Linked DNA regions of Homo sapiens: regions 2 and 3 are each linked to region 1. Evidence: chromatin loops called from intact Hi-C (ENCODE). Cell type or tissue: PC-3. All regions are shown on one strand. Each heading gives the region's core, and the rest is flanking DNA. Links, peaks and the distances in the headings are about the cores only. Region 1 overlaps COL4A2 (collagen type IV alpha 2 chain). Region 2 holds the start of LOC124903212 (a long non-coding RNA gene). Region 3 overlaps COL4A2 (collagen type IV alpha 2 chain).

What was found. Hi-C counts contacts between places; a loop is a spot of excess contacts. Peaks named below come from ENCODE experiments on the same cell type or tissue, not always from the same donor. Only the 100,000 strongest peaks of a DNase experiment are listed, where the experiment ranks them.
Region 2: it touches region 1 in a loop (4-fold over the local background); 3 of 110 quality-filtered maps call a loop at or near these places.
Region 3: a loop joins it to region 1, with 7 times the contacts of the local background. A loop is called at or near these places in 4 of 110 quality-filtered maps.

Annotation. Positions count from the first base shown.
Region 1 is chr13:110,318,559-110,328,571 of GRCh38, forward strand. All of the region lies in intron 3 of COL4A2 (collagen type IV alpha 2 chain), which reads left to right. Among named protein-coding and RNA genes, the nearest start is that of COL4A2, 16 kb to the left of the region's middle. RefSeq lists enhancers at 1,086-2,285, 1,152-1,683, 1,684-2,213, 8,460-9,228. In PC-3, for the core only: a CTCF peak has its summit at 5,049; DNase peaks (open chromatin) are centred at 1,373, 1,863 and 4,933; H3K4me3 peaks cover 1,085 bases; H3K27ac peaks cover 1,865 bases.
Region 2 is chr13:110,243,492-110,253,504 of GRCh38, forward strand. All of the region lies in intron 1 of COL4A1 (collagen type IV alpha 1 chain), which reads right to left. It overlaps LOC124903212 (a long non-coding RNA gene), which reads left to right and starts at 6,951. Exons shown (of 3, transcript XR_007063872.1): 1 at 6,951-7,132; 2 at 7,958-8,094. In PC-3, for the core only: a CTCF peak has its summit at 4,166; a DNase peak (open chromatin) is centred at 4,210.
Region 3 is chr13:110,376,548-110,386,560 of GRCh38, forward strand. All of the region lies in intron 4 of COL4A2 (collagen type IV alpha 2 chain), which reads left to right. Among named protein-coding and RNA genes, the nearest start is that of MIR8073, 41 kb to the left of the region's middle. RefSeq lists an enhancer at 2,911-3,861. In PC-3, for the core only: no CTCF peak of the experiment used is centred there; DNase peaks (open chromatin) are centred at 4,004 and 5,884; H3K27ac peaks cover 5,730 bases.

The sequences.
Region 1 (10,013 bases), core at 1,091-9,090:
GAAATAGGGCCAGCTGGGGTCTTGGGTTCGAAACTGCTGTTGCTGCTGCCCAGCCAGGTGATGTTGGTGCGAGTATTCAACTCTTTACACTGTAGTTACATTTCTAAAACTGGGTTAAAATAGTTCTTACCTTATGCACGTGCCCAGAGGAGCAAGAAGAAATTGGCTGTAGAGAGTTTAGCAATCTTAGCATTGCGGTGCTTGATCAACACTAGTTCACATCTACCTGGCTTTAGGTTGTTGTTTTTTAGGTCTTCATCCTCAATACCTAAAGAACTTGAAGCCACAGAGAGTGAAGTTCAAGTTAACTAGAGTTATTGTTAACTCTAGTTAACAGTATGAAATAATGAAATATTCCATATTTCATTATGGGCAGGTTGGGGGTTGTGTCTGCAGGATTCTCGGTTCTGCAGGTGAAATTGTCCCTTTGCCCATTCTCACGTATTTCTTGGTCATCCTTGAAGGGCCTCTCCTGAGTGCAGTCATCTTAGCCTAGAGTTACCTTAGCCATGGTACTGGGACAGGAGGAAGTGGGTCAGCAGGACTGGTGGGTGCGGGGGCCTGTGGGGGGAGGTTTTAGTCTTCACGATTCTGGTGCCTGGAGTGCTGAGACCCTGGTGGCTCTGAGCAGATGGCCGCTGAGTGAGAACTGGTGGAGATGCGCCTTCCTGATGCCTTGAGACGGTTATTTCCATTTTCCTTAAGTTTAGGAAATGTCACCCAAAGGAAACATTTTAATATTAATTAAATTTCAGTCAAGGTGTAACTAACTTATTTCCAGAACAAATGGAAACACTTATAAACAAAGAACAATTTGTTCAAATAACCATGAGATGCAAGTATAATTTAGCAAAGCAAGAAAACTCAAGAGGCTTTGGTTTGGCAACATGACATAAAAATGCAGAACAGAATCTTAGGAGAGAGTTTCCTTCTTGAGAGAGCAGAAAGATTCCCTCCATACCATTTCCTAGCAGCGCAACTACTTCTCAGATTAGCATGGAAAGGCCTCCCAGACTAGCCCGTACCCTCCAACAGCCAGGTGAGTCAGGCCAAGACGTGGGTTCCCTGAGGAAGATTCCCGCTGGAAATTTCAGGGAAGAACCTCACCTCCTTCCCTTTCTTCCTTATTTGGTAGTTGTCCTAATTGTAACAAGCATCCAAGTTACAATTCAAGACCAAGTAGGGACCTGAGGTGATCTCCTGTCCTGTCTGAAATCCACCTTCCTTTCCTAGCTGTTCCCGCCAGATTTCAGCGCCCTCTTCCCTTCTCCTCCCAAGACAGTCTTAGCTCAGACAGGATTTCCTTAGTCTTAGTCATCAGCTCTTATTGTCCGGCCTCCTCCTTCCTGTTGTAAAACAAGGAATCTTAACAGCAAGTAGGCCAAAATTGTGTATCTTCAGTGATATGTCAATTTCCTGCCGGTAAGTGCAGACATCAGGTTTTGTGGTGGTTACCCACATCAAGGCGCCAGAGGTTGGAAAAGTCAACGCATTTCTAGTTAAGGCACACCGCACAGTGAGTTTTCAGCTGTCTGCCTTGGCTTTTGTGAATGTGTCTCTGTCCACCCGAAGGTTCTGGTTCTCGCATACTGGGCTCTCCTTTTGCCAGGCGCAGCCGCACAACCCAGGAACAGTCCTAACCCATTACATAAGGTGGCTAGGCGGGGCTGGCGGGTGGCACTGCCAGGTCACCTCCGGGCACTGGGTGACCCAGTCATTGGCCCCCTACGGCGACCCCCTGCCGCGTGGGTGCCACTGGCACCTCCCCTGGACTCCCAGTGCTGTGATTTCTGGGCGATTTCTCTGCTCTCCAACAAGAGTGATTTGTTATCTGCTTCTCACCTGATTGGAATTTAATGGTCTAGAAACAAATGAGTTATTTCACTCAGGAGGGGGAAGGAAGTCAGATTAGTCATGCTGGTGCTTGATTTTTTTTTAATCCAAGAATTCTTTACTTAAGAAGTAAAAGCAATTAAGAATAGTACTGAATCCTGCCTAGAAGTTCCAGAACAAGGAATGGGATGACACCGATAGATATTTCAAATAACTGGAAAGTTTAGTTCCCTCTGAACAAAGTCTAACTCTGAGGCCATCTGCTTCTTTTTATATCAAAACAGAGCAGCGTCTCAAAGAAAATAAGTGTATTTAAAAGGAAAGATCATAGGTAGATAGAATTCATCCGTTTTAAAAGTTGCCTTTTTCTCCTTTTTATAGCACCTTTCAAAAACATCTCTTCTTTCAACACTTCTAGCTCATCAGTGAGAGAGAACAAAAGGCTACAACTGTTGATTCAGGCAACATTTTTGCCTTCATGTTGATTTTTCTTCCTCATTGGGTTTAATTAACTAGAGTGTCTAAGAATAAACATAGAAAAAAGGCCTGTTTCATGGGCTTTTCTTAGTCTTTCACATTTAAAAAAATTACCTTAGATCTTTATTCTTTCTAAATATTTCATGTGTTTAAAAACTAGGTAACTTTCCTGTAATAAAAAATAAAATCTTGGCACATTATCAATATAGCACCTACCTTACAAACACAGTGTTGATAAACTAACCATCTGAAGATAATCTTACTAATGTCACATCAGGTCTCATATATGTGCGTATTTATATAGTGTGCATGTGTGTGTGTGTGTGTATGTGTCTGTGTGTATATATATATATATATACACACACACACACACATAGAGAGTGTACATATATATATACACATAATGCAAACCTGTGTCCATTTTTAATATTTTTTTCATTGTTTTAAATTGTGGTAAAATATATGTAACATAAAATTTACCATTGTACCCATGTTTAAATGACAGTTCAGTGGCATTAAACATATCACATTTTTGTGCAACTGTCACCATTGTCCGTCTCCAGAACTTGCTCATCATCCTAAACAGAAATTCCATGTGCATTAAATACCTCTGCATCCCATCCTTCCCCCACCCTCTGTTAATCTATTCTACTTTCTGTCACTTTGAGTGTGACTACTCTAGGGACCTCACAGAAGTGGAATCAGGCAGTGTTTGTCCTTTTGTGACTGGCTTACTTCGTTTAGTATAATGTCCTTGTATTAGTCCATGTTCATGCTACTGATAAAGACATAACCAAGACTGGGCAATTTACAAAAGAAAGAGGTTTAATCAACTTACATTTCCACGTGGCTGGAGAAACCTCACAATCATGGCAGAAGGCAAGGAGGAGCAAGTCACGTCTTACATGGATGGCAGCAGGCAAAGAGAGAATGTACCAGCAGGGGAAATGTCAGATGCTTATAAAACTAGATCTCAGGAGAACTCACTATCATGAGAACAGTATGGGGGAAACCATCCCCATAATTCAGTTAGCTCCACCTGGCCCCACCCTTGACATGTGGGGATGATTACAATTCAAGGTGAGATTTAGGTGGGGACACAGAGCCAAACCATATCAGTCCTGAAGATGCATCCATGTTGTAGTGAGTGGCAGAATTTCCTTCCTTTTTAAGCCCCAGTAACAGTGCTATGCTTTTTAAAGTTCTTATTTTTAAACTCAGTTTTGTTTCTTTGGTTGACAGGTTTCAAATGGTTAATGTCAGGTATTGCAAATCAGAGAGGTTTAGGAAATGGCGATGTGAGACCCAGCTCCAGATGAAGGAGCAGGGGGCAAGGAAGCCTGGGGCTGGCCTGCCTGCCTGTCTCTCGGAGGCGGCCTGCCCGTGCCTCTGTTCTTGATGTTTGTTTTGCTTTCTGGTAAACGTTCACCACTCTCCCGAAGGAGGTTGGCTTGGGCCGCACTGAGTTGGTTTCCTCTGGGACAGGCATGGGAAGCTGTCCAGGAGGGAACCGGGTGTCTGGGTGGGAAGCCAGTGAGCGAGGTCTGGGTTGCCCACACAGGTGCAGGCACCAGACCTAAAGCAGTTCTCCTGGAGCAGTTCCTGAAGCCCCAGAACTGCGTGAGATTCCTCAGGAGGAGGACAGGGGATGGACGCGTCAAGACAAGGGGAGAAGACATATGGGGAACCCCGGGAGGGGCTGTGAGAGGAGGCTGTGATCGGGTGCAGGCCTAGATCTTCCCCATGGCTTCACCAAACTGACGGTCACCAGCCTCCCCTCTTCCTGTGGTACTGGGGTCAGAAGATGGAGAGTGGAGACAGGGAGCCGATGTCCACCTCTGGTCACTGCCCTTCTTCCCTGCTAGACTTCAGGTTGCTAAGGGCTGGGAACTTGGTTTATTCATCACCAGGTCCTCCCACAGCACAGGACCTTCACATAGATGCTGGAGTAATTTTATTAAATCAGTGTGTTATTTAACTCTTCCACGGGGACCCTAAGATAGTTAAGGTTTCTCTGCAGGCGCAGCTGGCAGCATGATCAGAGGCTACTGAGGCCGCCCGAGTCAGGTCAGCTGGAGCGGGAGGGCGGATGCCCAGAGGAGGCTAACAAAGGGCGTGTTGCCATCTCCTTTTTACATTTTGAAGGCTTTGGCATGACCCCCAATACCAGCTGTTACAACCAACCCAGCCTGGGCACTGTTGCACAGTCTAGGAGGAGCAAGTAGACAAAGATAGGGATCCACTGATTCTATGAAAACTTGCAGCTGATTGAGGGGAGGTGTCAGTCCATGGGAAGTCCATACCACAGGGGTTGGGAGCTACATTCCCCAGAGTTCAAGGGCCTGTTGCTGCCCCACTGCCTTAGATTCCTATGACTGGACATCAGAGGCCCACTGGTGACTCTGGAATTTCTGTTGCACCCTCTGTGGTCAGGGAGCTCTAACCAGGTGATGCCCCGATGCCTGGGAGGAGGAGCGCATCCACAGGCAGTTCCTTGCCTGAGATGATGTCAGGCATCGGGATGAGGGCCCCCCCTGTGGAAGCTGGACAGCCGTCTTGCTGTTTGCTTTTATATTTTTTGAGTTAGTCATGCTAAATATAATGTCTCTGCAGCTGTAAAACCTGGAGCTGAAGAGAATGAGTGTCTGGGAAGCTGGGGGCCAGCCCACAGGCTCCTCTCCTAGACAGACAGAGCATGCAGGATGCCCAGTGCCAGCTTCCCCTACCTGCTACCTGCAGTATTGCATACAATAAGGGCAGGTGGAGTTGAAGTCAGAAAATTCCAAAGGAAAGGGGCTTCCTCCTCCACACCAAATCTAAGCACAGGCCCCAGGTGGCTCCCTGAGGACAGGGACCAAGCCATGGGCACGCTGCCCCCAGCGCCCAGCTGGGCATCTGCTGTAGCAGCTGGAGTCTAAGCCACACAATAGACAGAGCTGGTGGGAGGAAAGAGAGAGGGAAAGTCGAGATTCCTGGCCAGGACCGAAGCTAAGTAGTTTGGGGACTTTTTGTTCAGAATCACAACACAAATCATTATGCTGAGTGCGAAAGGCATGGCCCTCAAAAATGTGCACCTTGGGTCAACTGAAGGTTCCTCTCTCATTGGTTTCACTTGATTTGAATTACAGTCGAAAAAATTATTGGGTAGACAGACATTGGCTTATCTGCAAAGTCAAACTAATGCAAAATATGCTTCAACTGCAAGACAGAGTGCCAAACTATTTCAATTTAATAGCATGGTTTTTTTTTTTCTTGAGCTTCAATGCAAAGGGAAGCCAGGCATCTGGCCAGTGAGCAGTCTATGAGCTGAGCTGTGCTTTTCTTCAGGGCAGGCAGAGGTTGGCCAGTGGCCTTCTTGGCACTCCCAGAAACTCAGCTTCATGGGCGTCAAGGGTAAGAATGTGGAAGGTGGTCTGGTGGCCAAAATCACACAGTCCCTGGATGTGGTGGTCACCATCCACCAATGTCCACTGGTGGGCGATAACTGGACTCGCTCCTTCTTGACACCTGTCCTGCTGGGCTCTTGATATTGAGGCTACTGGAGGAAGGAGCTTGCCTGAGAAGGCACTTCCACAAGGAGAGGGATCTGAGTCCACAGGGGAGGGGAGGTCTCTTCGCCTGAATGCATGAGAAAGCATACTGGACATGAAGCCCCAGTCCTGGCTGGGGGTCAGAAGAGATGGGCCGGAGCAGCACTGCCCGAACGGATGCACGTTTGACTCAGCCGATTTGGATCAGGCAGGTCTGGGGCTCCTGGGACTCTGCATTCCTAATGCTCCCAGGTGATGGTGGTGCTGCTGCCCAGGGTGCCACAGTGAGCAGCAGGTCCTAGAAGACAGCCTCTGGAGGGCTCTTCTGGCCTCGGGATTGTTTCTGCCTTGAGTGGTTGCTTTCTAGCAATAGAAAAATGTGTAGGTGGGGCCTCCCGGCCCCTGGAATCTCCCGCCAATCTTTAAAACGTGGTGAGGACCACCCTACGCTTGCCTGCTGATTGATACAGCTTTAGGAATTGGGTGAGGGAAAGATAATTTTCATCTGTTGGTTCTTTGGAAGGGTTAAGGAATTTCTCATTTACAAAGCTCTTTATCTTTTGACGTGTGGGACTGAGCCTTCCAGGATCATGTCATGCCTGAGAGCACGTTCGACCCTTAGCATGGCAAAAGCAGCCTTCACATGCACAAGGAGGATGGGGAGAAGAGGCATCGTAACTGACTGTATGAAAACGTCTGCGTCCCCACAAAGATGGACTTTCTTACACCATCCACCTTAGCTCAGCCTTTTACCAAAGTTTAAGCCACATGTGTCCATAATAATAATCGGAAATCAACGCATTTTTAATAAGCATTTAGAACCAATGATCAGAAACAGAAAGTGACACTAATGCTTTGTGGAGAGTTTACCCGAAGATTTTTTTCTCTTTGAAATGAAGTCAAAAGCACATTCCTCCCCACCTGTTACCTCCCTAAGTTGTTAAAGGCAGCCCTGTTTCTCCTGGAGTGATACTTGATTCTCCCTGGTGATGGTCTGCCATGCATTGATGGGCTCTAGTTAAAACATCTCTCAGACAGAGTCCTTTGGAAAATTCCATGAAAGAAACCGCCTATTAGAGATAAAAGCAAAGGTTAAGTAACCAGATAGATCATAGAAGTGTCTCCCAGGGAAATCGTATTGGAAGATCAGTGGCTGAGGTAAAGGACGCTGGGCTTGAACACTTAACTAAGGCTGCCTGATCACTGGAGGCTTCCTCCTGGAGGCTTCTAATCCCCGTGTCGCTTCAGCCTTTCTGTCTTCTCAGATTGCTTACCCCGGTAGGTGCTGCCCTTCCCTTCGGGACACGGAAGCTACACTTTGCTTTGTGCATTGTCAAGGAGGAGAAACAGGCACTTCCTGCCTTATGAATGTGTCCTGTTCCTGAATTTCTTTTTTTTTTTTTTAGACGGAGTCTCACTCTGTCGCCCAGGCTGGAGTGCAGTGTTGAGATCTCAGCTCACTGAAACCTCCACCTCCTGGGTTCAAGCGATTCTCCTGCCTCAGCCTCCCAAGTAGCTGGGACTACAGGCGTGCGTCACCAGGCCGGGCTAATTTTTTGGTATTTTTAGTAGATACAGGGTTTCGCCACGTTGGCCAGGCTGGTCTTGAACTCCTGACCTCAAGTGATCCTCCCTCCTTGGCCTCCCAAAGTAGTGGGATTACGGGCATGAGCCACCAAGCCCAGCCCCGAATTTCATTTTAAGTCATTTGCTCAGAACCCAGATGGCACCTGCCCTTCGCCCAGGGGTGAGGAGCTTCCACCTCGGAGTTCAAATTCATCTCCATCAGTCCCTGTGGAACCTGGGAGGAGATCTGAATTTTTTTATTGGAAAATGCATCCCCTGTGAGATGAATTTATAATCCTCCCTCAGCAAGTTGCTGGTAGAATTAAATTCTACAGTGTACATAAGGTACTTAACCACAGTGTCTGGCATAGAATAAACACCCAAAAGGTGCAATTCCTGCACTTTCCTCTCTATCCTCGTGCACCTAAACCTCAGCCTCCTCTGTCTGTCTCCCTAGTGGCAGCTGCCAGCCTTCTGCTCCCCTGAGTCACGGCGTCTTGGCAAGTACTGCCCAAAGTGTTTCAATACAGAGATAGCTCTTCAGCCTCTCTTTCCCTTAGCACATTGCAGGCCCCAGGAATTGTGGAAACAGGCTGTTTGAGGACATCTGTCATTTGAGCTTTCACTCACCCCAGCATGCTGGGGCCCTTCTTGGGCCCTGCAGCCTTCAGGGCGAGGTCACACAGAGGGGACACGCTGGGCCCTTCCTGCTGCCCCGCGCCTGTCTGGCTGCCTCATCAGTGACTCCTGGTCTGCTGGGAGGTGCCCAGTGGAACCCCCTACATCCCATCCGATTCCTAATCTATTTCCTGGTGGTCAACCTGGCCCTCTGCTCGGCCACCTGTGGACAGCACTGCCTTCCCTTGAGTGTGGGTTGGTTCCCAACATCAGAGCAGTTCACACAGTCTCAGATGGCAGTCACCCGCCCGCTCAAGAGCGTGACCACTTTGTGACCTGATCAAAGATAGACAATAAGCTTGGCTTCGTGATAAGCCTGTTTAATGTATCCCCTCCTCTTATTCCCAGAAGTTTTAAGAAATATTCAATTAGCGACTCAGAGTCACAACCCAGATACCTCTGCCTGTCTCCAGCAGACACCGCTCCCACCCCAGCCCTGTGGTTGCTAACCTGGGCTAGCCTGTCCCCAGCACACACACACCCCTCCTGCTCCAACTCTAAGGTGCTAACCCAGGCTGGCCTGTCCCCAGCACACACACTCTTACATCTGCTCCCTCCCTGGTTTATGATTCCCAGGGGGCCCCCACCCATGGAATTTGGGCGTCCCCAGTTACTCTGGTTGGGTTGTTTACCCCTCCACTGGCTTGCTTCCTGCCCTTCCCGGGGGGTCCTCACCAACCCCCAAGAGCTCAGCACACACAATCACCCACTCCGGGTATTTCAGACAAACTTCTCCTCGCGTCACAGACCACATTTGATTCCATCCAAAACACAATCTGTGATATCACCTCCACCACCCAACCAGCCGTCCCAGCAGGTCAGTCTCAGAAATATAACTCTGCATTTTACATTTGACTCTTGTCATCAAAAGACAAGCAATTGAATGTGCTTTAGAGTGATTCTCTTAAATAGTCCCAGATGGTTTTTAAGTGTGTGTCTTTCTATAGTGAAGAGATTGGGGGTGGGGTGTTGGGTTGGAAAACAAAGAAATTCAGCTTGAAGTAGTCAGCTTGTGTTGTTTTAGGAGAGGAATTCATTCTGTGGGTGTCAGTGAAGCATTAAAATCCCCCCAACAGCTCCAGAGAAATAGTTCCCTGCTGTGGCCCACACCCCAGCTAATTCTGTTTTCGTCATTAGTTAAGGCAGTTGTCCTGGGTGAAGTCTTAGCACTTGTCCATCATCTTTTAAAACTTAACGCTTGAAGCAAAGTTGTGACTGTAAACAGCTTTGCAACTCTTCGGTCACACACACAAAATGATTCATTTCTCATAGTCTTAGTAAAGTCTAAATAAGTTTTTATCATATTTTCCTAAAATCTTTTTTATGAAAGGTTTTTTAAATGATGAAGTGATGTATAGAACTGTTAACTCAAAATCATACACCACAAACCTCATCAACCTAGACTAATCACTCTGACTTTGCAGTAAACTGTAGGCAAGAAGGAGTCTTCAGTTAAATTAATAGTCTGGAAAAGTTGATCAGGAATATAATCTGTTTAAGAAAAAAATCTTCTTAAGGAACTTCTGGGACACTTACTTGTGGGCAAAAATCAAACGTTCTTGATAAATATTACGAATTTGTTTAATTCGTCCTGAAGAGCCTCTGTCGGAGGACCATGAGTTCCTTGCTCAGTTGTTGGATTGTTTAAAAATCAGTTAAACATTGTTTCTGTTTTCAAAATTTTCCAATTCAGATATTTTTTCTGTTCCACCATTAAATAAAATTAGGAATATTTTCCACTCTGGCTTGGCATGGGAGAAGAGACAACCCCTGGCAGGCAAGTTCACTGCTATCTGAAGCAAATGCGGTGCAAGCTGAGATTTGTGTCCATCGAGCATTTTACTGTCTTTCTCTGTCTCATCCCTTGGTTTCATGAAATATGAAAATAGAACAGCGCACTTTTCAGAAGAAATCGATGGCTCAGACACA
Region 2 (10,013 bases), core at 452-8,451, 76 kb before region 1:
TGTTTTTAGTAGAGATGGGGTTTCATCATGTTGACCAGGCTGGTCTCGAACTCCTGACCTCATGTGATCCACCCGCCTCAGCCTCCCAAAGTGCTGGGATTATAGGCATGAGACACTGTGCCCAGCCTGTAGTTCACTTCTAACATAAAAATTAACTTTTAAAATGGAAGGAAATGAATCCAAGCCTGTGATAAAAGCTGGAAAGGAAGCAAGCTACCACGTGTTCAAACGCTTACCAGGTGCCACGCACAGTCAGCGATCATCTTATTTAATGATCATAACAAGCATTTCAAGATAGGTAGTGCCATCCCCATTTACAGATGTGGAAACTGAATTAGAAGATTTATTATAACACGCTAGGACAAAGTTGAAATTAGAACCCAACTTCAATTTCCATTATGTAAAATTGTCATCACATGAAAAGATAGAAATACGTCGGTACATACACGCACTTGCAATTTCCTTAGAAGAATCCCAATTTTAAACCATGACAGACACAGGTATTGTGGACAGAATGTAAAGAGGTATGAGATGAATAATCGGGTTAATAAGCTTTATTAGAGGCTCTGCTTTAAGTCTGATATAAAATGTTTACTTATATTCTACTTCAGGTGATTATCATTTCCTGAAAATAAAATCATGCCACTAATAGTATTGTGATCATGCAAAGTGTATATTTTTAACAACATATTCCAGCCTCAGCTGCATTGCCATGGAGACGCCTGCATAAAACAATCACATCTGGAGATATTTATTTTGTAAAGCTAAATCTGAACAAGTGCCTCCAAGACAGTAAGCTGTTCTCAATTTTATATTTTGGAAATGGGGACAGCTGACAACAGTCCAAAAAAACTCCAGAGATGATAGGTCTGTGTTTTTCTCTGACTCACATTTTAGGCAATTTTCAGCCTACACTCTCATAACCTCCTAACATTTTAAATCAATCCATGTGCACAGATTTGCTTCATAATCTGGGTTTTGGTGACCACTCAGAGGCATCCAAAGAGATGAGGCCAAAATCTGTAACCTGTGCTCCAGGAGGTTCTTCCAAAATGGACAAATACCAGTACTGAGAGACCTCACCAGAGGTACCTAACTCAGCCAGTACTACCATGTGTCTAATCCCCAGGTGAGGGTCACCTGCTCCCTACCTGGCTCCTGCGAATTGCTGACTGCATGTCTCTATTGTCAGGCTTATCACGTTTCTCGTTGTTTACTTCTGTGTCTCCCCGGTACACCCTGAGTGCTTTGGAGGCAGCCTCACATACAGCTCACACCAGGCTCCCGTAGCATTGAGCCTGATGTGAGCTGTACTTCATCTAAGACGACACCAATTGTAAAACCCATACTAAGAAATCAAGAAGGGTACTAATTAAACAATGACACATTATCAATTGTTAGATCTATCCCAATTCCAGAGTTGTTAAAACATCAATAAATGCACATCTTAGAATTGATGAAATCAGTACCCAATTATGGTTGTATTCTTGGTGCTGTTACTGGTGTTACCCATCTAAGCAACCTTAAGTAACAACTGTAGATGGAAATCCAGTGGCACCGCGCACCTCAACCACAGTGCATTCGTGCACAACAGCACTGTGGGACAAAGCTCCAAACAGGGAACTCGGCAATGATTACCTGACTGCTCCAGATCACAGAGTAGCCAGGGAAGAGCCGGGGACTCTGGGGAGTGCGCTGGCATCTGGCACCTGACACCTGGAGCCGTCCAGACCAGCTATTCCATCACCAGGTCATCTCCAAGTCCCTGGAGTTTCGGGGCAGCCTCTTTGCTGGGATTATGCCACTGCCCACAACCTGTTTGCGTTTGAGCCAAGTTTGGAAACACATCTCTGTTCTTTAAACTCTGCAGTGTTTCATCCCCCTCCTACAGATACCAAAAGGAAAACCCACCAGGCTAAGTCTCATGTATCTGCAGAGTCCATTTAGGAAATGTCCAGCAGTCATCTGGGCTTAGCTGGCAGAAACTCAACACCAGCCTGAAGTAGTGTGGATTTTCGACTTGTGAGTCAATTGCTGCTTTCTGGGAAAGAGCAGATTAAGCAGGGATTTAAGGGATTGAAGCTGAAAATGGCTATTTGGTGATCTGGAGTTTTCTGAAAGGTTGATAAAATCTCAGAAGCTTTATCTTTCTGCAATTTGAGGGAGGTTATAAAAATGAATTTCCTGGAACTGGGCCCTTAAGCCATCCGTGAATGCTTCCATTGCCTGGGACTGCAGATAAGAGGCTGCAAGGCTGTGACTGTGGACCCTCGGGTCAAGACGCTTCTTGTGCTTTTGGTACAGAAACACCCCCAGCCGGTGCCGGTGACAGGCGGGTGGGTAGTTTTACCCTGGGGACCACTTCAGGTACTAAGGAACACTGGGGAAAATCAGAGATGAGACAGGACTGACCCCCGACCCCGGCCTTCCCCCACCACCTTACGCTTTTTCATAAGCAAGTAATTTTTTTTAATCCTGGACCAAAAACATGCATGGCTTTATGTGTGTAGGGAATTTGATTATCAATTCTAAAAAATTGATCATTCCAAAAATATCTAAATTAGGGTTAGCTTTTCAGAACAAAAGATGTCTAAGATCATGATTTTTGTGTCACATTCTGGGTGGCCTAGCATTTTATGTAAATGGTTTTGTTAAAAAAAAAAAACAAAAAAGCTAGCCTTTAGAATGACAAGAATGACAAACAAATATCCTAAGATGTATGTTTACTTTGTTAAATAAAATCTATTTTAAAATATCACTATTCTGGTCCTTTCTGTCATATAAGGGCCCGTGCTGGGTTTCACCCTGGCATATGAAGGTATTTTAGCTGCAGTTCAATGGTTCACTGCTAAAAAGAAAAAAAAAATACAAAGGATGACCTGAGTACCCCCTTCACTCAGGTGTAATGTATAAGCTTCAAATGGTGAATTAAAATAAAAGTCAGGTAATGCAAGTCTTAATTCACTGTTGTAAATTACTGTGTTTAAAAGGGGTACATAAATAATGCAGGTTACCCAGGTTCACAATTTCATTGGTGACCTGACATGTGAAAAGCTATGTCACCATTTCATCATTTCCTGAGGAAATACACCTTGCATCTGGACTCCCAGAAAAATCTAAAGCTATATGCAGACTGGTGGACTCCACCGGCTCCCTGCTGGCTGCATATCTGAGGGCCTTTATGAGGGCTCTGCATTCTCCCGGTGTCTGGATGACCCTACAGATAAGCTCCCATACCATCTGTTTCAGATTCTAGAATGGGAAGAACTGGTACATTCTGTGCGGTACTCATCCTCTTCCTGGTTTTCCCCTCATTGGTGTTCTAGGGTCAATGAGTTCCAAGTTCCTGGAGCAATGCCTGTGTTGTGCTCCTGTGAGGCACACACTTAACCCGAGTGGTCATGAGGATGAAAGTGGGTCACGAAGGCAGTCTCCACTTGGAAGACGGGGAATATGGCTGGGAGTTCTCAAAGGAAAGAAAGGCGGGGGTCTCGGTCTCTCTTATAAAAGCAGACCAGCCATGGACAACAGCAACACAGGTACCCCAGACCAATGTGGAAAAAGAGGACCCTAGAAAGCTCTTGGGGTTGGGGGTGAATTTATTATTTATACTCCTAAAACTGTAGACAAACTTAATGAAAACCAAGTCAGTTTTGAAAGTCCTTTTAGCCTCTTCCCCATAGACCATGTGGCCTACAGAGTATAATAAGTTGTCTCCAAATGGAAGCCAAACTGACTTAACTGTGTTTGAAACAGAAAAGAAAATAATAATAATAGTCCCCAGTGGACTCTGTCAGACACACACACGCACACATAACTTCAATAGCAGAGATCAGCTTTAAACGAAAACAAAAAATACAATATGAAAGGAATGCAAAAGGTACTACAAAGTAATCCCTAAACCAAATATCTTTTATATTCTCTAAAAGTCTCTTAAACTTTTCAGGATATGTTAAAATAATTAATACTGTGAAACTTTTCTTTCATGCTCCAATTAAGATATTCAGAGATCCACCATCAGTATTCACGTTATAAAGTATATTAAGTTCTTAAAATACACAAAGATTTTACAATACACAGTACGAGTGCCAAAGAAGAAAGGGGAGGAAGAGAAGTCAATGGTTTTAATAAGAAATAAAGCCTATTTCTGGTTTTCTCGCATCTACAGACCAAGAGGGCGCTCTTCTCAAGATTACAGTGAATTCCATTCCAGAGGATGCAAAAAGAGGAAAGCTCACTCATTCTGTTTACAGAATGCCTTTTTAACTGAACCGAAGAATACCAGCTGCTATGCTACTCGTGTGTGTGTGTGTGTGTGTGTGTGTGTGTGTGTGTGTGTGTGTGGCAGAGAGAGAGGGAGGGAGGGAGGGAGGGGAGAAGGGTGCAGTGTTATACAGTTTAACTGGGACATGTCTTCTGATGAAGGCATATTTGGAATGAGTTAAACAGGATGAGGTCCTCAATTTTCTGATTTTTTTTCCTGCTTTTGATGGAAGATAGACCTTTAACATCGCAGCTTTCACAATTTTTATGTGTTTCACATCCCACCAAATAGGGACATGTGGAGATCTGCCAAGTCTAAACAGCTTATCTTTCAAATTCTTTCTCGCATTCCCTATGCTGTGCAAAAATGTCAAAATACTTTCCTGGTGATACTGCCGTCGAGGGCTCTTCCTGGTTGCAGCACTTCCTCGGGGAGTCTTTTAAATAATTCCCTACCCAACTAAATAAGCGTATGGAGGCAAGAGACTGTATCTTAGGGCTACTTGGGCAGAATTAAGAGTACGCAGCAAGCGCGGGCCCCACACGCTCCCGGCGGGATTGCGAGCGGGACATTCCCAACCCTCTGGAAGGCGCTCAGCCGCCTCCGCTGTAGCTGGGCCCTGGCCCCTGGCCCCGGCTCCTTCCCCCAAATTCCACTCCCAGGGATAAGCCCCACGGCCACACGGCAGGGGCGCACTGGTACGTTGCTCCAACTGAGGCAAGTTGGACAAAACCCCATTGACCTTCATCACGTCCTGCTGGGGTCTCGCTCTGTGGCGCAGGCTGGAGTGCACTGGCGCGACGTCGGCTCACCGCAACCTCTGCCATCTGGATTCAAGCGATTCTCCTGCCTCAGCCTCCCGAGTGGCTGGGACTACAGGCACGGGCCACCACGCCAGGATAATTTTTTTGTATTTTTAGTAGAGATGGGATTTCGCCATGTTGGCCAGGCTGGTTCGAACTCCTGGCCTCAAGTGATCCACACGCCTCAGCCTCCCAAAACGCTGGGATTACAGGTGTGAGCCACCGCACCCGGCCTCAATTCTATTATTTTAAATTCCACTTCATTCACACACACAAAATGCTGGTGTGGTGAATAAAAGATAACCACACACAGATGCAGCAGGCACTCACACTTTTTTCGGATAGCGAAACCTCAAAGACTGCACGTGGAGAATGGACTTTCTAGCTTCTGTCCTGTTTGCCGCTGTGCTGCTTGTGTCACGCTTGTTTTAACCGCGGTGGCTGTGAGGCTCTGCAAAATGGCTCTCCCCAGCTCCATGGACCCCCAGGGCCCAAGAATGCCCTAAAAAAGAATCTTAAAACTTCTCCAGAGAGAGCACACTCTGTATGATCCCATCATATGAAATTCAAGAACGGAGGCATCTGTCTATGGGGAAAAGAAGTCAGAATTGTGATGACCTTCTGCGGGGGTGTGGCAAAGGTAGGGACAAGGGAGGTTTCTGGGGTGCAGGAAACATTCTTTGCTTGTTGCGGGCGGTGACTACACGGGTGTATACGTCGGTAAAAACTCATCGAGCTGTGCACTTGTGATGTTTGCACTTTGTTGTATTTCAATAAAATTCGAGAAAAAGGGACGTGCTTAAGCCTGTTCACAGCAGCACTATCCACAATCGCCCCAGCTGGAAACAGTTCAAGGGACTGAGAAACGATGGGGTATATTCACGGAAGGGAGTCCCCGGCCACACCAGGGCAGGCCAGCTACAGCACCCGCAGCAAGCTGAAGCAGGCACAAAAGAAGACAAACTGGGTGACTCCATTCCTGTAAAAGTCAAAGCCGAACAAGATGACGTTGGATCCTGGTTACTCGTGAGGGCTACTGACTAGAAGAGGACTCCAGGGACTTCGTGCCTTCTGGTAATGTTCTGGTCCGTAGTCTGGGTTCACTGCTATGTTCACTTTGGGGAAAATGCACTGAGCTGTACCCTTCGCCTTTGATATGTTTCTGTAAGTTGATAAACTTCAATAAAATTAGCTCCCCAAAAAAGTGTCCATGGCATTTAAAAATTACTTAAAAAACAGTAAAATATAGGCCAAATGTTGTAGTACAAATAATGATTTCTTAAAAGCTTACATTTGCATAACATTTTTCAACTTCCAAAAATATACTTAGTATTGTGGTTTTAAAGGTAAAATTAACTTCTCTCCCTTATTCTCACAGAACTCAAAATCATTGTGCTTTCATCTGCATTTGTTTTATTATCATCATCATTTGTTTTGACTAATGTAAGATAGATGTGATCCCAAAGATGTGAAAATAATTATTCATCATTAACTCCCCTGAAAGGACAACTTAGGTAAATAAAATAATATTTCTGTTCCATTTAATAATGGAAGACATAGAAACAAAACAGTCCCTACTACTGTTTAGAGTTACACAATATTTCTGCCCTAATTTGAAAACAACAAGAGTTGATACATTCTTGGCAAAAAAAAAAAAAAGCACAAAAAATGTGAGAAACAGTGAATTTCTAATATGTAACATGTCTCTCTCTGTGCTGTAGTATGACTAAGATTTGTACATGTGAGGTACATGCTCTATTCTGCTTCTCAATTAGAGACTGAGTTTGCAGGGCAGAAAGGCTCCCAAGAAACCACACGCCTTGAGGAAATGAGGGTGTTTTCTTGGCTTCTCTTAGGAACAACATGTGACTAAAGTTCTGGTCTCATTTTCCCTGTCATATAATTTTGTTGACTCATGTTTCACTTCTTTTCTTCCCTTTTTCCCACTAAACGGGGGTGGACATTAAATGTTCCTGCTTGGGGAATAGGATGGCCTGGAGGGAATGACCATGAAGACCGGCACTTCACCTCCAGGTCATTGGTCTTTGTCCAGCTGCAAGCAGATGTGAGTATGATTAGTTGCCATGGGTCAGTGGTTCCTTGGATGGCTGTGTGTGAAATGAGTTGGTGGGCTTCGTGTGTGTCTGCTGGGACCCATGGGTGGAAACACTGTTGGGAGGCATGACCTGGGGCGAGCCTTCCCGTGCTTGTGAGTCACTGGCCTGACGCACTAGCACAGTGGGGCAAGGCCAGTGCGTCCCCAGCATCCGGGTCCCACGGAGCCCCTCCCAAACCAAGTGTCAGCTCCAGGCAAATATGTAGACTTGAGAGACATTTCGTTCTCTCAATGAAACTCAAACTCCCTAATTCCAGAGAAGGAATCTCCCACCCATAGAGTTGTCACTCTTAGCTACTCTTCCCGGTTCCCCGGATTCTTTTCCCACCAGCCCTGCTCCCATCCTTTGTAACTTTCATCTTTAACCCCTTCATTCCACCAGTGCCTATTTTACAGGCACCCTTTGAAGAACAGCAAATTTTACCCAGACAGGCACGAAAAAAGACGTTGGACTATTTCTTCCAGCTTTGGAGAACTGTGCGGCTCCCGGCTGTGCTGAAGGGCAGGGAGTTCTCCCAGCTATTCCCGGTTTTCATCTTCCATGGCCTACTCCTTCCACACCCTGGTGCCACCCTGGCCTGCACCGGCCATGTGGGCTTCTGCCTTCACTTTCAACATCTGACTCCCAAGCCCAGCCCACGCAAGACAGCCCCAAGGCCCCATGCCCAAGACTAGGGTGAGTGGGTGGGGCAGGGGAAGCACCAGCAGGCCTGTGCCAGGCACTCCTTCACAGCTCCTGGCAGTGCCCAGTCATACTTATCTTTTTCTTAACAGGTGGTGAGATTCACTTCCCATCTACTGCACGCCTGCATGGGCCAGGCACCCCCCAGTGCTAAGAATACAGAGCTGAGTGTGTGAGCAAGCTGGATAAGGAAAGGTGAAATTACAATAAAACGTGGGCTGCAAGGGAGGTGAGCAGAGACTCACGGGCATGCCAGAGGGGGACTCGGGGACCCCCAAGGTAGGGCACACTTCAGCTGAGTTGCGAAAAGTCAGGGCTGTTCACCTAGGAAGAACCCAGGATGAGGGAAAGACGGCGAGAACAGGCTGCCAGACAGGCACAGGTGCAAGCCGGTACAGAATTAAGACAGCACATTCCTGAGGCAGACAGGAGTTTAACTTTTCAGATCTTGGCCGCACAGCCTGAGAGCATAAAGACCTTGAACCCACACCTGACTTACAGCAGAGGCACAGTCTTCTCCGCCTTAATTCTCCTTAGTCCCAGTAACACTGACTCTGATAAAGGAGTCTATAATTGCTGTCTGAAAAGTGATAGCACATTTACGGGAAGACTTACAGAAATTCCAACAACTGGGCATAAGTGTCTTCTTTATTAATTCCTAATCATAAATAAATTACTTTTTTTTGAGGTAGAGTCTCGCTCTGTTGCCCAGGCTGGAGTGCTGTGGCGCGATCTCAACTCACTGCAACCTCCCTCTCCCGGGTTCAGGCAATTCTCCTGTCTCAGCCTCCCAAGTAGCTGGGATTACAGGTGCCTGCCACCATGCCTGGCTGATTTTTCTATTTTTAGTAGAGACGTGGTTTCACCATGTTGGCCAGGCTGGTCTCGAACTCCTGACCTCAGGTGAACCACCCACCTCAGCCTCCCGAAGCACTGGGATTAGAGGTGTGAGCCACCACTCCCAGCCAAATAAATTACATTTTAATCTATTCCATCTACAATCTCCAAATTTATAATAACATTTAATTTTAAAGCATGTTTCTACACATAGTTATATGTGTATATGTATTATATATGTATAATTATACGTATATGTATTATATACATATAATTATATGTATTATATATACGTATAATTATACGTATATATGTATTATATATACGTATAATTATACGTATATATGTATTATATATACGTATAATTATACGTATATATGTATTATATACGTATAATTATACGTATATATGTATTATATATGTATAATTGTATATATTATATATACTTATATACAAAATGTATATATGTATATATACATATAATATGTATATATACATATAATTATATGTATATATGTATTATACATATAATTATAAGTATGTATGTATTATACATATAATTATATGTATGTATCATATAAACATATAATTATAAGTATGTATTACATATACAGATAACTATAAGTACGTATGTATTACATATACAGATAACTATAAGTACGTATGTATTACATATACAGATAACTATAAGTACGTATGTATTACATATACAGATAACTATAAGTACGTATGTATTACATATACAGATAACTATAAGTACGTATGTATTACATATACAGATAACTATAAGTACGTATGTATTACATATACAGATAACTATAAGTACGTATGTATTACATATACATATAACTATAAGTACGTATGTATTACATATACATATAACTATAAGTACGTATGTATTACATATACATATAACTATATGTACGTATGTATTATATATACATATAACTATATGTACGTATTATATATACATATAACTATATGTACGTATGTATTATATATACATATAACTATATGTATGTATGTATTATATATACATATAATTAGGTATATATACATATAATTAGGTATATATACATATAATTATATGTATTACATATACATATAATTATATGTATTACATATACATATAATTATATGTATTACATATACATATAATTATATGTATTACATATACATATAATTATATGTATTACATATACATATAATTATATGTATTACATATACATATAATTATATGTATTACATATACATATAATTATATGTATTACATATACATATAATTATATGTATTATATATACATATAATTA
Region 3 (10,013 bases), core at 1,142-9,141, 58 kb after region 1:
TTTACTTTTTTATAAAAATCATCGTTTTTACATTACATATTTGTTTCATGTTGCAAATTATCGGAAGGAATGCCTCTCACGCTGTAATGTGCCTGCAAGCAGCCTGGGCCCCTTGGTAAAGCACAGATGCTAGTTCTGCAGGCCCAGGAGGGCCTGAAGTTCTGCAGTTGCCTCAAGCTCCCCAGTGACATGGTAGCTGCTGGCCCAGGGGCCCTACTTGTAATTCAAGGCCCCCGAGGACCTTCCTGAAACCCCCTTGGAGAGTCGAGGCCAGGCCGAGTGCAGCCTCAGGTGTTCTCCTGAGACTGACGCATCCTGCTTGCCTTGGTGAGGCCAGGTTATTAAGCAGATAGATAATTCATTGTGTGCCTAGAAGACATATCCTAAAAGTTATCTTTCTTGCTGAGATATGGAACTAGACCTGTCTTCACTCAGTGATCGTTGATCTTTAGAATGGCCAGTGTGGTTCATCTTATTAAGGGGAAAACTTTAATTTTACTTATTACGTTGAATGTCACTATGTTCAGTTATTGATTATCCCACCAGCTTAGACTTGGGTGGTGAGTGTCTTATACACCTGAAAGCTAGGGTGGGGGTGGGGAGACTTGCTTATACCACCATGCCAGCTGTAGCATTCTGCTCATGGTCACCAGAGTGCATTGTCAGATGTTTCTTGGTTAGGACATCTGCATTCTACATGCAACAGGTGCCATCTCTGCCCTTGCTTGGGGTCAGAGTGCTTTAATCCAGATGCAGTATTGGTTGCATCTGTCATTATCGGCTCATCTGCAGCTGTCCTTCCTGTGTGGTGAGCCTACCCCTCACTCCTGCCTGGTCACTCTCCTGACCCTCCAGTTTACTTTCTGGCTCTGGAGGTGCACTGAGCAAGGGCACACACTCTCCCTGTATCCATCTCCATCCCAGGACCCCGCACATCCCTGCAGCTGCTCCTGGGTGTGCCCACCCCACCCCCACTGGGATTTGAGCTCCCCTCAACTAATGGGCTTTCCATGGGGAATCAGGAGGGTGGGAATTGTGATTCCGTTAAAATCATTTGACTCAGGAAAAGCTTTTCGAAATAATCCCCAAGGACCAACTCTTTACAGAAACTCCTCCCCCGCCTTCATATTTTTGGCTTTGACTATGGGGAAATTCATTATGTTGAGCTAACCTTGGTGAAACAATACTAAAAATAGAGATAATAGAAAAACATGTTAAAGAAGGTAAAATCATCTGAATACGTACTTTATAAAATTCAGCCTAATACTTAATGGCTTTATTCAGACCTAATTTGAACATATCACAAGTATATTTCAACAGAACTTTCTTCTTCACAGAACTTTTCTGGAAAAAAAAGTATACTGTCAAAATGTTTCTCTTATTAGCAATCAAAACCCAGTTTGGAAAAGTGAGTGGTTTGCTCTGAAAAACAACAAACAGGGCTTGTGGGAATTCAACAGAAGAATAACCCACGGCTTGTAAGAATATTAAAACCACGGTCACATTTTACACAGTTTTGGCAAAAGGAATAGCCCAGGCGTCTCGAATCGAGATGTAATGTGAAATGAAGAATTTCAACAGGGCTCATTAGGCTTTTGTTCTATCTGAGCAGAGTTTTCTGCTTTCTTGGCTAAAATAAGATGCATGCAGCTTTAATTGTATCTCCCTTTATTCAAGGTCTTCACTGGCAACCTTAAGTATCAAGGATTTGCTGCTCAAATCATTTGTAAATAAAACTCAGATGTAAGGAAATACAGACAAGGGAGGACAAAAGTTTTGTCCAAAAAAATAGATATGGAACAAATTCAGAGAATTGTAGATATAGGAAGGACCTGATACACTAGCAAGTCTCCTTTCCCAGTTGAGGAAACTGAGGCCCTCCATGGTCCAGAGGTGCGCCTGCGGCCTCATGAGACAGAACCAGGCCCTTTCCTCCGGGTCCCTCGCCTCAGGAGATTCTCTGAGATGGAGAAAGATTCTGGAATTACAGCCAAATCAGGAGGCCTTTTAAGATTGATTTAGGAAGAGCTAAGAGAAAATACTAAATGGAGTTGTTTCCAAGAAACAGAAATAATCAGTGAAATTTCTTTTACAAGGAAATAATTGAAGCAAATGCCCTCTGCATGAAAAGTCGCATTAAAACCCACCCCAGTGGGCACTTCCTGAATGCAGTATTCCCTGCAGACAGCATTTGAACGATACTTAGGAAGCAAACCCTTCGAACCACTGGGAAGAATGTTCCCAGTCTGACCTAGACAGTCCTTAGACAAGGAATTCGGTCCCGCGGTGTATTTCCTTCTCCACAATGTGATCATGGTGGAGAGCTCCACATTGGTGTCGGTGGACACAGTCATGAATGGAAGCTGCTTCATATGAGGCAGAGCCTCCGTGTCCCACCTCACGCACTCTCCGGCTCCTGTAAAGGGGAGATCATGGAGCCGGGGGCATTTGGGCCCCGTTTGTAGTCTTGCCTGGCCCTGACCCATCAGCACCTGCCTAGTTCCGCAGGCACGGAGAAGACTGCACCTTCTGCTCTTAGGTGGCTGCACCAGGGCTTCTTGAAAAGGGGCAGCTTCCTCTCAGGGACATCAGACAAAATCTGAAGGCACTTTTGGTTGTCATACTGTGGAGAGGGTGTTTCTGGCATCTGGTGGGGCACAGGGACGCTGCTACACATCCTATATGCACAGGACAGCCCCGTGAAGAAGAATTATCTGGTGCAGATTATCTGAAGTGCTGAAGGTGGGAGACCCTGGGCTAGAGCAGTGCTCAGCACCCTAAGCTAAGAGGCGAGTACGCGTGCAGGTGCACCCGAGGGAAAGCCTTGCCCTCAGAAAGCCCCTGCAAAATTCCTTGGCATGACCTTCCATCTTGCAGCTCATTTCTTTCATGTACTCAGCAAATACCTGAGTTCCTACTGTGTGTCAGGCTCTGTGTATACCTCAAATTGAGGAGCCAGGGGCGCCGGGCAGCAGTGGGGCTCACAGACTTTTGGCTGCAGCAGAAGCTGCAAGGCTCCTCCCTTCTCATGCACCCCCAAATCCAACTCTGGAGGTGCCGTGTCAGGCGGGTGCACAGACCATGGAGCTGGGGTGCTGGGGTCGGAGTACTCCCCATGGACCCCCATTCGGAAGTGCGGGCTGCTGGGCACATTAGTTAATCTCTTGGCACCACCGTGTTTTATCTCTAAAATGGCAGTGTTGATGAGCCCCCCACTCCCTAGGTGGCTATGCCTGTGCACCCCTAACACATGAGAGCCACGTTAGGATGGTGTCTGGGTCCCTTGTCATTATTTGGGAGGTGCAGCTGAGCTTCCTGGTAGAAGGACTTACTTAGCAACCCGCTCCGCCTTGGAAAGCTGACCCTCCTCCACCTGCCTCCTCTCCTCCACCTTCTCCAGCCCCTCTGTGTCACCAGGCAGCTCTCTCCCGTGTCCCAGTGAGCCCTCCGCAGGCCAGCCTTCCCTTGCAATGGCCTGTGTTGCCAGCTAGTCCTGTTCTGAGAGGATCTGCTCCACTCAAACCGTCCCCACACCTTCCATGTTTGAGCAAAGCATCTGTGGATTGCAGATGAAAAGAAACTTCACCAAAGAGCACATTAGTCATGGCCTCAACCCAGCTGGGAGTGATTTGCATTTGATAACAGCTTTTTAACCCCCAGGAGCCTCTTAAGAGGTGGGTCTTGAAGGAAGTCTTCTGAGAGGCTTTTCTTCTGAGGGGAGGGTCGAACAGAGAATTTTATTTAGACTTTTCTCCCACCAGCATGGACATGAGTTATCAGTATTGTTTATGATTTTATAGAGGAGATTTTCACAAGAGGAACTTTTCCTGTGCCTTTGCCTAATGCATAGTAACTATAAGTCACTTGTTTATACAGCTTTAATGTGTTAACTGTTAAAATTTAAATATTAATATTTTAAATAAGTCTCTATTTGTATACGTGCTGACTCATCGGATTCTCACACTCACTTAGAGATAAGATGGTTTTCTATGCACACACTCACATTAGAAGAATGTAGGGATTTTTTCCATCAATATTCGGGCAAGAGGGCACTAGGAGGCTCATCGAACACCCACAGGGCTCTACGTCACACCCACAAGCTCTATCTCACACCCACGGGCTCTATTTCACACCCATGAGCTCTATGTCACACCCACAAGCTCTATCTCACACCCACGTGCTCTATCTCATACCCACGTGCTCTGTCTCACACCCATGGGCTCTGTGTCACACCCACGGGCTCTATGTCACACCCATGGGCTCTAACTCACACCCACGTGCTCTATCTCACAACCACAGAGCTCTATCTCACACCCACGGGCTCTGTCTCACACCCACGAGCTCTATGTCACACCCACATGCTCTATCTCACAACCACAGGCTCTATCTCACACCCATGGGCTCTATCTCACACCCACGGGCTCTATGTCACACCCACAGGCTCTATGTCACAACCACAGGCTCTATCTCACACCCACGGGCTCTGTCTCACACCTACGGGCTCTGTCTCACACCCACGGGCTCTATCTCACACCCATGGGTCTCTATCTCACACCCACGGGCTCTATGTCACAACCAGAGGCTCTATCTCACACCCATGGGCTCTATCTCACATCCACGGGCTCTATCTCACATCCTCGGTCTCTATCTCATACCCACAGGTTCTATCTCACACCCATGGACTCTGTCTCACACCCATGGGCTCTATCTCACACCCACGGACTCTATCTCACGCCCACCGGCTCTATGTCACACCCACCGGCTCTATCTCACACCCACGGGGCTCTCACGCCCAGCACTCTGGCGTCCCCTTTCCTTGACATCCGCCTGCTCCTCTACCGTAGCCAGATTTCTTTAGGAAAAAAATGATTCTTTAAAAATCTAAAATACTGTAAATCCTATTGGGAAATAACAGTTATTAAACCTCTTCATCAGGAGCCACCAGATATCAACTTAGGCTGTGCATCTTTCTGCCAGGTGGGTCCTTATGACCCTATTAGTGACTGTCTCGCACAACTGGAGATACCAGTGAACACGTGATTGAACTCTCAGCCTCAAGGACAGGTCAGAAAAGGAGCCTCAGGTCAACAATGTGTTCTCGACCTGCTTGAATTTGCATCTGGGAATCCTCCTGTTAGTAGAAAGGTTGACCCTGGACGCAGTCTGGGATTGAATCTGCCTCACTCCTTTTTCACTCCCTTTCAGAAACAAATGAAAGGAAGTGTGTAAACCACACAGCCAAGCACCCAACGCATCATCATCTTCATATCATCGTTATTATTAGTCTAAAATGGTGGTGGTGATGATAACCCCACTCCCTAGGTCTCAGTACCCATACTGAGATTTTATGCTCTCCCTTTTTCTGCTGGATTTCATTTTTTCTCTAGAAGCTTGATGCTATGCCTTGATTATTACTTATTTCAATGGGACAAATTTGCACTAGAACTACAGTATTTGTTATCACTGAATTTTTCACGGTTGCCATATATATATCCAGCATCATTTGTGTCCTACTGCTGTTGAACAACTACTTTAAGATCAGAAAATAGAAGTAGTTTAGCCAGTCTAAAAGGATTTCCATTCATCGAATCATAAATAGAGAAAAAAACAATCCCTTCTATCCATTACTAAACCTCTCCATTCCAAATGTCTTCAAACAAAGCAATTATGGTGGACAAGTATTTGAGGACAGTTTTTTCTCATAAACAGCTGCATAGTGCTATAGCATCCTTGTTGATTAGCCAATTAGAATAAATTCTTTCCACAGCACATTTTAAAAGACTTAGGGGAAAAAACAAGACTTGCAAGACTTGAAGTTTTCATAGAACAATGTGCACCCGTCTTCCGCCCACTTCCCCAGAGAGAAATATATGAATCACATAGCAGTAAATGAGTAAAGTATCAAAACAGGTGCTGGAGACTAGGGAGCATGAATCATCTTCTTCCTTAGATACTTTGTAAATAAAACAGGATGTATTTATGGTAACTCTGTGCGTAAACTTCTATTTACAATGAATTATATAAAATAAATACAATGTCACACAAAGTAAATAAAATTGAAGAATCTATTAAATATCACTTTAACAATTATATTAAATTGTTTCCTTAAATTGATCCAATTTTGAAAGAGGAATTTGAATAGGAGAGATCAACAACAACAAAAATTCCTCCTGTATTCAAACTTTAAGGAACGCTAGCTATCTATTTTAATGAGTGAATAACTTATTTCCCAAACCACATTTTAAGAAAGTCAAAAATAGTTGCATCACATTTTTCCTATTGAAAATATACACTTTGAATAACAGAAAAATAATCCGCAGATAATTTTTTAAAGATTTTTACTCAGCTTAGTGGTAATAGATTTCTGTTTATATTAACCTTAAGAAAGAGTGTTCAGAATGGAGTTTGGCCATTTCATTATGAGTTATGGATATTATTGTATAAAACATGTACACAAAATTCCACTGATGATTTTATCTAATTTCAACCATAAGATTCTGACAGAGAATCAACTCAACTAGCTCTTTTAAGCATCACTTTTAATGTACCACATTTTTTAAGTGACTCTTGTTTATTTTTTTAATGTTTGCTCAAACTTATGGGGATAGTGCCATGTTCTGCGTATCCACGCTAGGATGTGGCCTTTTTGAGCCATGGAAGATGCTGTCAGAACAGGGTCCGGAAAAAACAAATAGGACACTCGTTATTTTCTTGTTGATTTGATTAGCCATATGTACCATTTACAATACTCTTGGGGGACAAAAGGAAGAGAGGGAAAAAACAATTGTATCTGAATATTGCAAGCTAATCTTTTATAAATTTTACCCTTTAAGGGTTGATGGATTCAGAAATTAATCAACTGTATTTTTATCTGATAAATGCTAATACTGTACTGCAGTGCAGTTGTGGTTTTGAGAGTTACATTCATAGGTTTATGTCAGATCAAGAATAGATTTTGTTGGGGGGTGATTTTTAGATTGTAGGAGGTTTTATACACATAATAAACCAAGATGCTAACAGGAGGATGCAATCAGTGGTTATTTTGTGTCAGCCCTTTTCTTTTTTTTTTTTTTTTTTTTTTTTTTTCTGAGACAGTCTCGCTCTGTCACCCAGGTTTGAGTGCAGTGGCACGATCTCAGCTCACTGCAACCTCTACCTCCCGGGTTCAAGCGATTCTCGTGCCTCAGCCTCCTGAGTAGCTGGGATTACAGGCGCATGCCACCACACCAAACTAATTATATTTTTAGTAGAGATGAGTTTCAGCCTGTTGGCTAGGCTGGTCTCGAACGCCTGGTCTCAAGCTATCTGACCACCTCGGCCTCCCGAAGTGTTGACATTACAGGCATGAGCCACTGCGCCTGGCTGTGTCAGCCCTTTTCAAGCTGCAGCAACACTCACACTGATGCACTTGGCCACTGAGAGGTGAGCCATTGGCAGATGATGTACAGAGGATGGAAGAAGGACTGCTGTGCAGGCGGTAAATGGCATCTGCCAGACTGCACAGATGAAGGTTCCTACCCTGTTCACTGCCGCATACAGGAAATATGATCAAAAGAGTGGTAGTGTGTTTAGACTTGTGGCTCACTCTGTGTGAGAAGGAAAATTAAATACCAAAGCCATCTATAAAGTAGCAAAATTGCCCTAAAAGCTGCAAATTAGGTCGTAATCATACATCAATGACAGAGAAGTACATGGAAGACCTGGAAGGATATTCTAGAAATAGCTACCATCTTGATGGTTCATCTCTTCTTAATTACTTAAGGGAATTTCGACACCTTATTAAAACAGAGGAAGTCCAAGGTGAACTCTAAAACCCTCCTTAAGTATCCAATTCTATGATTCGGTGTGAAGCATTATCACACTTGTCCCAAGGGAACTTAACCAGTAATTTCAACGCTTCAGTGGGGAGTCACACGTCAGATGGACTCTTGCGGGCCATGCTCTCAGGTAGTGGCTTGAGTCCCCCTGCTCCTCCAACAAGGCCACCGTCCAGCTATTAATATTACTCCCAATTCCCTGGACTTGCTATGTCCTCTGGCGTGTGGAGTGCCTGGCTGCCGCCTTCATTCTCTATCTGACTGTCTCCTGCTCATGCTCAAAGCCCACACCCAATGTCACCTTCTGGGGGACGCTGGTCCCAAACACCTGCCTTCCCAAGCCAAGTCACAGCTGAGCCCTGTGTCCTTAGCACCCTCCAAAGCCACTGTCTTCCCTCTCCATCCCCCAGTGGACTGCGAGCTTCTGGAGGATGCTCCTTCCCTGGCATAGAGCAGACATGTAGCAGCACTTAGTGAGGAAGGCTGAGGCAAGCTCTGTGGTCCAGTTTCCCTGCAAATAGGGGTTTAGAAGGAGCTGAGAAAAGAGGAGATGAGGGTACACTGTAGGGAAGAAGTGATATTCACAACTGACAGCAAGGAACAAAAAAGTTAAACAGAGGCCGGGCGCGGTGGCTCACGCCTGTAATCCTAGCACTTTGGGAGGCTGAGGCAGGCGGATCACGAGGTCAGGAGATCGAGACCGTCTTGGCTAACACGGTAAAACACTGTCTACTAAAAATAGAAAAAATTAGCCAGGCGCAGTGGCGGGTGCCTGTAGTCCCAGCCACTTGGGAGGCTGAGGCAGAAGAATGGCGTGAATCCGGGAGGTGGAGCTTGCAGTGAGCCAAGATCACACCACTGCACTCCAGCCTGGGCAACAGAGTGAGACTCCGTCTGAAAAAAAAAAAAAGTTAAACACAAAAACCACAGTATGAACTAAAAGGGCTTAGAAATCTGAGGCTGTTCCCATGAAGAAAATCCTCATCCTGGACTTCTGTGTCTGCTAAGGGAGGCACAGTGATTATGATAGTTGGAGGTTACAGTGTGTGGATAGACTGTGGTTACAGTGCCTGGATAGACCGTGGCTGCAGTGTGTGGATAGGCCGTGGTTACAGTGTGTGGATAGGCCGTGGTTACAGTGTGTGGATAGGCCGTGGTTACAGTGCGTGGATAGGCCGTGGTTGCAGTGTGTGGATAGACCGTGGCTGCAGTGTGTGGATAGGCCGTGGTTACAGTGTGTGGATAGGCCGTGGCTACAGTGTGTGGATAGGCCGTGGCTACAGTGTGTGGATAGACCGTGGCTGCAGTGTGTGGATAGGCCGTGGTTACAGTGTGTGGATAGGCCGTGGTTACAGTGTGTGGATAGGCCGTGGTTGCAGTGCGTGGATAGGCCGTGGTTGCAGTGCGTGGATAGGCCGTGGTTGCAGTGTGTGGATAGGCCGTGGTTACAGTGTGTGGATAGGCCGTGGTTACAGTGTGTGGATAGGCCGTGGTTGCAGCGTGTGGATGGGCCGTGGTTACAGCGTGTGGATAGGCCGTGGTTACAGCGTGTGGATGGGCCGTGGTTACAGCGTGTGGATGGGCCGTGGTCACAGCGTGTGGATGGGCCGTGGTCACAGCGTGTGGATGGGCCGTGGTCACAGCGTGTGGATGGGCCGTGGTTACAGTGTGTGGATAGACCGTGGTTACGTTTTGTGGATAAAGCATGGTTACAGTGTTTAGATAAACCATGGTTACAGCATGTGGATAGGCCATGGCTACAGCATATGGATAGACTGTGGTTGCAGTTATGGGTAGACCGTGGTTACATTGTGTGACTAGATTGTCGTTGCAGTTGCGGATACACTGGTTAAAGTGTGTAGAGTGTTGAGAAACGCTAAGTAGCTTTCAGCCTCCCTGACTGCACCGAGCAACCTTTGGTGTAAAAAATCCTCCAAGGTTTTCGGACACATGCTCAAGTTACAGAACAAAACAACTGCAGGATTCACTTTGTAAGAAGAGAGACTCAGGTGTGTTTCTTGTGTAAGCCACAGTGCTGGAAAAGTAGGATGGCTCCTGGGGATCACCAACCCCACTCCAATCTCAGCCATCATTTCTAGCCATGCAATTGGGTGTATCCCTTAGTATCTTTGATCCCTCCTTGTCTGTAAAAAATGGAAATGAAAATACTCATAGGTTTTATGTGGAGTTTATAAG